Regions from separate parts of the Homo sapiens genome. Here region 2 is linked to region 1. A link is an interaction called in ENCODE POLR2A ChIA-PET data of the cell type or tissue named here. Cell type or tissue: Caco-2. All regions are shown on one strand.

The links. Peaks named below come from ENCODE experiments on the same cell type or tissue, not always from the same donor. Only the 100,000 strongest peaks of a DNase experiment are listed, where the experiment ranks them.
Region 2: POLR2A ChIA-PET joins it to region 1 with 6 read pairs; 2 of 35 experiments call an interaction of 5 or more read pairs at or near these places.

What each region holds. Positions count from the first base shown.
Region 1 is chr3:138,860,417-138,865,416 of GRCh38, forward strand. No RefSeq gene overlaps it. Among named protein-coding and RNA genes, the nearest start is that of PIK3CB, 28 kb to the left of the region's middle. RefSeq lists enhancers at 2,353-2,894, 2,971-3,265. In Caco-2, no CTCF peak of the experiment used is centred here; DNase peaks (open chromatin) are centred at 2,785 and 3,115; H3K4me3 peaks cover 486 bases.
Region 2 is chr3:138,666,835-138,671,834 of GRCh38, forward strand. The region is part of intron 19 of PIK3CB (phosphatidylinositol-4,5-bisphosphate 3-kinase catalytic subunit beta); the gene reads right to left. Among named protein-coding and RNA genes, the nearest start is that of FAIM, 61 kb to the left of the region's middle. In Caco-2, no CTCF peak of the experiment used is centred here; no DNase peak of the experiment used is centred here.

The sequences.
Region 1 (5,000 bases):
CTAAAATAGAATTAAATATTCTAAAAAGCAATTGCATGTTACAGTAGGATTACCAAGTATCCATGTCAGAGATACTTTCTTTTTGAGACAGGTTCTGGCTCGGTCACTCTGTCACCCAGGCTGATGTGCTGGAGTGCAGTGGTGCAATCATGGCTTACTGCAGCCTCAGCCTCCTGGGCTCAAGCGATCCTCTCATCTCAGACTCCCGAGTAGCTGGACCACAGGTGTGCACCACCATGCCTGGCTAGCTTTTAAATTAAAAAAAAAAAAAGTTTTTTAAAACCCTGTGAATAAAATAAGACAAGGTCTCTCTATTTTGCTGAGGCTGGTCTTGAATTCCTGGGCTCAAGCCATCCTCCTGCCTTGGGCTTCCCAAATGTTGGGATTACAGGTATGAGCCAACACTCCTGGCCAGAGAAACTTTTGGGATTGGTGAATGTCAACCAGGACAAGAGGACCTGAAGCCCTGGGTAGCACTCTTCAAAGAACAAAGAGGAAGGGAACTTTTCTCCCTCCCAGAGTGATAGAGCTGAACCCAGGAAGGTAAGAGGAACAGCTGGAGCCATGAAAGGGATACTTAGGGGCCATTGGCAGAAGCCAGTGCTAGGGAAGCAGCTAGGATAAGCAGATGCAGCCTAGCATCCAACATTGGTAGCAGCCAACAGGCAGGATTGCTGATGCCCAAACTTGGAGCTGGATGCTTTCCCCTAAAACCCCTAAGAAGGGAGAAGTCAGGGAAGAAGTGTAAGGAAGCCCAGCCCAGCCCCAGCCTTTGGATGCTGTGAATAAAAGGACCAGCTCTTACCAGGACACTTCAGGTTTCTTGCAAATCTCTAACTTCCTTAAAGCTAGCTATTTTCATTACTCCTTATTTCCCTGCAGCTCAACTATTAAAAGGAATAGGAGCTGTACATGGTGGCTCACACCTGTAATCCCAGTTACTCCAGAGTCTGAGGTGGGAGGATCGCTTGAGCCCAGGAGTTCAAGGCTGCGATAAGCTATGATCACGCCACTGCACTCCGGCCTGGGAGCAGAGTGAGACTGTGTGTCTAAAATAATAATAATAAATAAATAAAATGAATAAGGTTTAAGCACAGAAAGAAGGAAGTGCAAAGGGGGTTGGTAATTTATTCAAAAGCTGGTCTGGGGAGGAGGAGCTGCCCTTGATGGTATAGGGGGTATGTTGGCTGTGAGGCCTTTGGCAGCACCCTGGGGAGCCTGTGAGGAGAGAGAGGGTTCACAGGCTCCATCCCAGTTGAGAGGTGAAAGCTGGATGGGGCCACAGTGTGGGTGAGAGCTCTGACATGGACAGCTCAGAGTAGCACCTCAGGGAATACTTGGATTTTTTTTTTTTTTTTAACTGTTTTGCTTTGTAGTCAGAGAGGTATAGGACCAGATTGCTGTGGGAAGAGGGAACTGTAGGAAGTAGTTCTGCCCCTGCCCCCACCCCCAGGCTCCCACAGTTCTCTCTGCTACCTCTGCCATCACTGTACACTCATTGCCTGTTCTATCTTGGTATCCCCCACCAGACCGTGAGTGTCCCGGGAGCAGGCACTGTGTCTGATTCACCTCCTTCTGCCTCACAATGTGGCCCAGCATGGGGCTTGACACTTGGAAGTTTCTCAAAGAGTTACTTGTTGAATGAATGAACAAATGAATGCTTTCTCTGAACTGCCCTGAACTCTAGATGAGATTTACAAAGAAGGGAAGCCCTGCTTACAGTTCTCTGCTCCTTATACCCGCTTCCTAAAGGCGTTCGTGTGCCTCTAGGACTCAAGGAGGCTCCCGCCTCAGCCTCCCCAGCAGCTGGGACTACAGAGGCACCCCACTGTGCCTGACTTCATTTATATACATTTTCCCGGTGATTTTCTGGAGTCTATATCCTTCATCAGATTTTCCAAGGGGTGTCTGTCCCCTCAAAAGAATGATTGTCATTATTTGAAAGACTAGTTCCAGACAGATATTTTATACAAATTTTCCCAGCATTGACATCCCTGAACCAAACTGTTTTTCTTCCCAACATTACTGTTTTCTTCCTTTCTGTCGAGTTTGTTGTTTTGTAATATCAGAATCTCCAGCTCACCTGAGTAAATGGTAACAAGGTGCCACCACCTTTGAATTCTCCCAGAATCCACCCCACCCTCCGTCAGAGCCACTGCCAAGGCACTCTTACTGATTTCTCCCACACTGCTGGCTCATTGCAAGTGGGAAGACAGCATGTGGAGTGGGTGTGCGGCTTATTAAAGTGAGAACTCAGGGTCAGGGCAGAACCAGGAAGAGAGCAGTGAGATATCCTGCTACCTAATCCAATTCTCCTTTTTGTGCATTTAGCACCCTCCCCTCCGCCTGCATAACAATGGAAGGAAAGAGGAAGTGGGAAAAAAGAAAGTCATGTAATTGAGTTAGAAGAGGTAATGACCAAGACCCTGGAGCAGAGGGAAAGCGGGTTACAAAAGGTGGGTTAAAGAAATCACAAGAGTATGAAGAGCTGGGAAATTACTAACAAATATTTGCTTGTGTGGGAAAGCAAAAAAGTAAAAACTTCAGTGCTGAATTGGGGCGCTGAGCCACCAGGGAAATTTGAGATTGGCATCAAGGACCGTGTTGAAGCAGGGTGGGCGGAGAAGGAGGGAAAACTACCAGCCAGCTGAGATTTTGCAGCTAGGCTGTGGCCTGATACCGAGTATCGATGCCGCAAGGGAGGGATGAGTCAGTCCTAGCACGTCCAAGTTTAGAATAATAGACTGTTTGCCACTGGGAAGGCAAACACCTTTCCTGTGAGAGGGCTTGCTGACAGTTCCAATGTCCAAAGTCCAATGCCGACCCAGAAAACTGAGGAGGCCCTGGCCCCTGCAGGAAGGGCTCATTTACATGGAGACTGAGTAAAGTGCTGTCTTAAACCCTCCTTCCTTCCCCCACTGGGAGGTTTCAGCCAGATATGCCACCCTTTGTAGGATTTCATAGGGTTGTCTAAAGCCAGGGTTGGCACAGAGCAGAAGCCACAGGGCTAAGTACCAGATTATAATTGTCAATGTCACACCTTACTGCAGAAGCCAGGGAAGGGAGCTAGGAAACTGAAGAGCTTTCTTGGTTATGGGCGGGGCTGTAAATGCAGAGTGTGCCCTGGTGACTCATGGGAGACAGTGAGAAACACTGTGGGGATCTGGTCAACCGGGTACTGATTCCTTTGAGGAAGGTATACTCCACATGCCAACCTGATACTCATGGCTAGTGAAGAGATGGCAGGATTGGGTTGCATCAGCCAGCCTAACTCGACTTGGAAACACAGAAAATAACCCAGAGCAGGTCTCAAGCACTGTGTAACTTTATTAGTTCATAGTGGCTGAACAGCCATGTTTAGGGCCTCTCAGAAGAAAGAGTTTCATCTTTGGGAAGAAATTTGTGTTGGGTGATTTTGTTCATATAATTTTGTGTTTTTTGTTTTGTTTTGGTGTTTGAGACAGGGCCTCACTCTCTCACACAGGCTGGAGTGCAGTGGCACCATCTTAGCTCACTGCAACCTCTACCTTCCTGCCTCAAGCGATCCTCCTACTTCAGCCTCCTGCATAGCTGGGACTACAGGCACGTATCACTCAACCCAGCTAATTTTTTTTTTTTCGAGATGCAGTCTTGCTCTGTCACCCAGGCTGGAGAGCAATGGCACTATCTTGGCTCACTGTAACCCCCGCCTCCCAGTCTCTGCCTCCTGAGTAGCTGGGATTACAGGCTCCTGCCACCACCCCCGGCTCAGCTAATTATTTCTTTCTTTCTTTTTTCTGAGATGAAGTTTCACTCTTGTTGCCCAGGCTGGAGTGCAATGGCACGATCTCAGCTCACTGCAATGTCTGCTTCTGGGGTTCAAGCAATTCTCCTGCCTCAGCCTCTCTAGTAGCTGGGATTACAGGCATCCGCCACCATGCCCAGCTAATTTTTTGTATTTTTAGTAGAGATGGGGTTTCTCCATGTTGGTCAGGCTGATCTCCAACTCCCGACCTCAGGCGATCTGCCCGCCTTGGCCTCCCAAAGTGCTGGGATTACAGGCGTGAGCCACTGCGCCCGGCCTGGCTCGGCTAATTTGCATATTTTTAGTAGAGATGGGTTTTCACCATGTTGGTCAGACTGGTCTTGAACTCCTGACCTCAAGTGATCCGCTCTCCTCGGCCTCCCAAAGTACTGGGATTACAAGCGAGAGCCACGGCGCCCCAGCCTGGCTAATTTTTAAAGGTTTTTGTAGAGATGGGATCTCCCTGTGTTCTCCAGGCTGGTCCCCAACTCCTGGGCTCAAGCAATCCTCCCACTTCAGGCTCCCAAAGTGCTGGAATTACAGGAATGAGCCACTGTGCCTGGCTTTATTTTCCTTACTGTTTAAACAACTTTTCTCTGCAATATATTTTTTCCTGTGCTGGTAGTTGGGACCATGGTAAGTCTTGCCTAGCCAAGAGGTCTCTTTGCCTGAATTTCATCACAGGTAAAGAGAAGGCTGTGAGTTCTCTTTTGTATAAACAGCAATGCTACTTTCCTTCTATATGTGCATACCATTTTTTTTTTTTTTTTTTTTGAGACGGAGTCTGGCTCTGTCACCCAGACTGGAGTGCAGTGGCGCGATCTTGGCTCACCGCAACCTCCACCTCCTGGGTTCAAGCGATTCTGCTGCCTCAGCCTCCTGAGTAGCTGGGTTACAGGTGCCCACCACCATGCCTGGCTAATTTTTGTATTTTAGTAGAGACAGGGTTTCACCATGTTGGCCAGGCTGGTCTTGAACTCCTGACATCAGGTGATCTGCCTGCCTTGGCTTCCCAAAGTGCTGGGATTGTGCACACCTATTTTAACAAAATAGAAATAACATCAAACTAGCCCCAAATGTAGTGCTGTAAACTACAACTATTTAACTTGCCATTCTGTGTCGGCATCAATTTGGGCTGGGCTCAACTGGGCATTTCTTTTGCCATTATAAACTAAGGTCATTCTGCTGTCTTCTGGTGCTGGATATGGAGTGGGTG
Region 2 (5,000 bases), 190 kb before region 1:
TGAGCAAATGTACAATGTGCATGTGTGATCTCTGTATAAGGAAGAAGTGCCAGGAGAACATGGCAGGAGTCAAAAAAGACTTCCTGGCCGGGTGCGGTGGCTCACACCTGTAATCCCAGCACTTTGGGAGACCAACGTGGGTGGATCACAAGGTCAGGAGATCACGACCAGGTCAGCAGATCTGGCCAACATGGTGAAACCCTGTCTCTACTAAAAATACAAAAATTAGCTGGACGTGGTGGTGTGCTCCTATAGTCCCAGCTACTTGGGGGGCTGAGGCAGGAGAATCGCTTGAACCCAGGAGGCGGAGGTTGCAGTAAGCCGAGATTGCGCCACTGCACTCCAGCCTGGCGACAGAGCGAGACTCTGTCTCAAAAAAAAAAAAAAAAAAAAAAAGACTTCCATGTGGAGGAATGACAGCAGGGCTGGAGGAGAGCACAAGGGGGAGCACAACAGAAAGATGAGGAAGACACAGTAAGTGGTGAAAAGACCATGCAGGTTCCTGTTGGCCATGTAAGGACTTCTGTCATACTCCTAAAAGCACTGAGAAAGCTTCCGAAGGACTTTATGAGCGACAAAGAGAGGCTGTGTGTGTGTTGTGGGGAGGAGGGAGTATATGAGTGTGTTAGCATGTATCACAATCAGATAGTTTCTAAAATTAAACAGTTTCTAAAAGTCCTTCAAAAAAATTGAATTATTTTATGCTTTTTTATTTATTTTTATTTTATTTATTTATTTATTTTTTGAGACAGAGTCTCGCTCTGTCGCCCAGGCTGGAGTGCAGTGGCGCAATCTCGGCTCACTGCAAGCTCCACCTCCCGGGTTCACGTCATTATCCTGCCTCAGCCTCCCGAGTAGCTGGGACTACAGGCGCCTGCCACCATGTCTGGCTAATTTTTTTTTTTGTATTTTTAGTAGAGACGGGGTATGCTTTTTTAAAAGCACTTTTCATCCGGGCACGGTGGCTCATGCCTGTAATCCCAGCACTTTGGGTGGCCGAGGCAGGTGGATCACCTGAGATCAGGGGTTCGAGACCAGCCTGGCCAACAAGCTGAAACCCTGTGTCTACTAAAAATACAAAAAATTAGCCAGGCATGGTGGCAGGCACCTGTAATCCCAGCTACTCAGGAGGCTGAGGCAGGAGAATTGCTTGAACCCAGGAGGCGGAGGTTACAGCGAGCTGAGATTGCACCATTGCACTCCAGCCTGGGCAATAAGAGCAAAACTCCATCTCAGAAAAAAATAATAATAAAAGCACTTTTCTAGTTCTAGCAAAATGAGGTTGGGGGCAGAACTGTCAAAATACAAAATAAGAGAATGAAGCATTCTCCTAATGCAGCATTAATGTTTTTAATGAGACCCCTTATTCTTATCATGACATAACACATGTAAAGCAAACACTGCCAGGTTAAAGTGCACTTTCTCACTTTCCTGCATCTCCTCTCACTCCAGTTGCAGCCAAGGTAGGCAGAAGTCCAATAACTTCCTTTTCAAAAGCAGGCAACGATGAAAGCTTTCAGTGCCTTGAGGGTAGAATGTTCACAATGAGAAGGAAAAAACATCCTTCTCAGAGAGTTTGACAGAAGTCAAGCTGGGGACAAACTCTTGGAGCCCTAATCATCTCACCTAGGTACCCTCTGCACTCAACTTCTACACTTCTTACAAAGGCCAAGACTACAATTTCAGTAATGTTTACCCTCCTTTCTCAGACTCTCTGACTGAAGTAGCAATCTGTTACCTTTCACACTAAATCAAACATTTAAAAATGAAATAAATTCTACAACACGGGGATGGCAGCTCCATATCCTTACTCTAAACAGGTATATAGCAAGTTATCTGGCTTTAAAAATTTGTTTTACAACTTGTATATATTCATGGGGTAGAAGTACAATTTTGCTACATTGATATATTGCACTGTGGTGAAGTCAGGGCCTTCAGTGCATCCATCACTGTAGCAACACACATTGTACTCACCAAGCAACCTGCCATCAACCACCCATGCCATCCCTCTAAGTCCCCACTACCCATCAACCCACACCCTGCTTCTATGTGTATATATTATTTAGCTTCTACTTATGAGTGATATTATGTGGTATTTATCTTTCTTATCTCTGATTCTGACTCTGACACAATGACCAAAGTCTGAGTAGTACCTTAGCCATGGCTTCCAAAGGAGAAAAGTTTAAATCTTTTACCTAATGCTTGCATTATTTCCACCTTCTTCCTCCAACCCTCTGAGATGCTGACACCACTATCATTAAATAACTTTTGTATAGGTCTCTTAAAAGGGAAGTAGGCCAGGTGCGGTGGCTCACGCCTGTAATCCTAGCACTTTGGGAGGCCAAGGTGGGCGGACTGCTTGAGTCAAGGAGTTTAAGACCAGCCTGGGCAACATGGTGAAACTTTGTCTCTACAAAAAGTAAAAAAATTAGCCAGGTGTGATGACAGGTGCCTGTGGCAGCTACTCAGGAGGCTGAGATGGAAGATCACCTGAGCCCAAGGAGTTGAGGTTGCGGTGAACCATGATTGTGCTACTGCACTCCAGCTGGGGTGATACAGTGAGACCCTGTTTCAAAAAAAAAAAAAAAAAAAGGGGGGGGGGATGTAAAATGTAAACTCCATTAGTGTAATTCAGATATGAAGTCTTAATGGAGGCAACTGTCAAAAAATTGATTTCACATGTATTTGTTGGGGTAGAGTGGGGGTGTGCAGAGGACTGGCAAATCTACCCACGGCCAGATAGGTTTATATGTAGCCAGCCTATAAGATTTGCTTATTACTTCTTCACCAAAGGAGGTCAGGGAGTCCTAACACATCAATGTCTTATAAATGATCTAAGCTGACATGAAAGGTATCAAAAGAGTATTTTGGAACGTCATAGAAAAATGAAAATGAGCATTATGTATTTTCATTCATGCAAACATGGCACTGTTACAAGTACTAAAACAGTAATGTACAGAAGGTACCTCAAGATTTGGGATTGACCTTAAAAGAGTGTGTGCTACATGACCCACTTTAACCTAAACAGCTGGCCGAAAGAAAAAACAAACAAAATAGAAACATTGGAGCACATATATTTATAGAAACAGTAAAAAAGGTTTGGTGAGAAAAAGGTACCAGTTTGGAAATGAACTTAAAAAAAAATTAAAGTCCTTCATTTTTTAAAAACATGGGGTCAAAGTACAAAAAGTCAGCAAAGATCTCACTGGACAGACAAGTTCCTTTTTCTTCGCACAATGCTTCCCATCAGCTAGACACTAGGTTTATTTCCAGCACTCCCACATGTGGGTGCCTCCCATTGTCTGAGGTCACAATGAACTTCATTTGATGCTAAATGTGCTTTACATTTAGATAAATAAAATCAAAACTAAGAGAGAATAACTTGGTTGGGGTTTTCAATTAGGCTGATGGAACTAAGAATGCCAGGAAACAGTCTTTAGCTTAGCTTTTCATAACTAAATGAAGCTCATGATATGGCCTGAATCTACTAATTAGCAAAGGAGACCACTGTGTAGCTTCTGTGCTAACCTTGGAAAGAACAAATGAGTTACTAAACTTCAGCTTAAAGTTTCCCTCCTTTTTTGTGGGATCAGTCAAGTAAAAACATATTCCTGGGGGCTTACTTTATATAGGAGGAGTTGGTAAACTCTTCCCAGAATGAGCCAGATAATAAATATTTTAGGCACTACAGACTAAACACTCAACTCTGCAGTTGCAGCACAAAAGCAGCCATACATAATATGTAACCAAGTGGCTGTGTGCCAATAAAATTTCATTTACAAAAACAGGTAGCCCAGGTCCAACTGGGTTTATGGTCCTCAAGCAGACAGTTTATTCTAATGACCTATTCCTCTTATCTATGCAGTATACCTTATGAGTGTTTGAAAAACTAGCTACCTATTCAAAGCTACTAATTCTATTTTTACACAGCTGCATTAGAAATTCCTCCTAATTTAAAAGAAAAAAATCTGTCACCTGTAGTAGCCACAGTGTCCTTTTTAGATGAATTATGATCTCTTTTCTTTATTCTAATCACAGCTACAATCCCAAATTGCTCTTTCTACCTTTACACTACTGGAAAGTGTAACTTGGAAAAACCTAAAAATAAAAAATTATTTCTTTTTTTAAAAAAAAGGAAATTTAGGTATTTTAGGCACCATTATACTCTGATAAACAAAGAGTAGTACTAGACATGTCTTACCACATTATTTTCTCACTTAGCCAGACTGGTAAAATAATAAACAGGCATTAATTTAGAGTCTGACAGTCCTGGATTTGAATTTAGCTCTGCCATTTAATATTTCTGTAACCTTTGTTTAAAACCTCTAGCATTTTAATTTTTAATGTGTTAAAAAGAAATAACATAGCCCCATAGATATGTAAGCCTATACGATATTACTTACGAGAAGAACTTAATACAATGCCTGGTTCAGTCAATAAACAGCAAGGGTTGCAAGTTTTAAAAATATATATACACATATGTTTCATAATAACAGACTATAACTGAAACTTAAGAAATTAATCAGGAGATATTATAATCTTGCAGGAACAAAGTCGATCACACGTCTAACCGTTTCCAGCAACCTTGTAGACTAAGGTTGTTGCAGATACTAAATCACATTAAAAAAATGATGAAGTCCAAAGGTTTTATAAATAGGTGTGGTTAAAAAAGAAAGAAAAAAAGACCTCTAGGTTCCAAAAATAGAGATTTCTCACAGCAGTGGCTCAGGAAGTTAGACTTGGCTGACATTTCAATGCCCACCAAAAACAGTCACGGACTTAGGCCCATGAGGTAGGATCTGGACCCGACAAAGAACTGTTAGGAATAACACTCAAAATCCTAAGGAAACTGAACACTTGAACAAAGGATTCTTAGCAAAGCAATTTTACTTCTGCGTAGAGGGGTGCCTCCTTGGCCAGTTGCCATGAGAGCACACCTGAACAAAGGGGCACGACAGCCTTTATTCCTGACGCAAGTCCTGCCTCTGCATTCTTTCCCC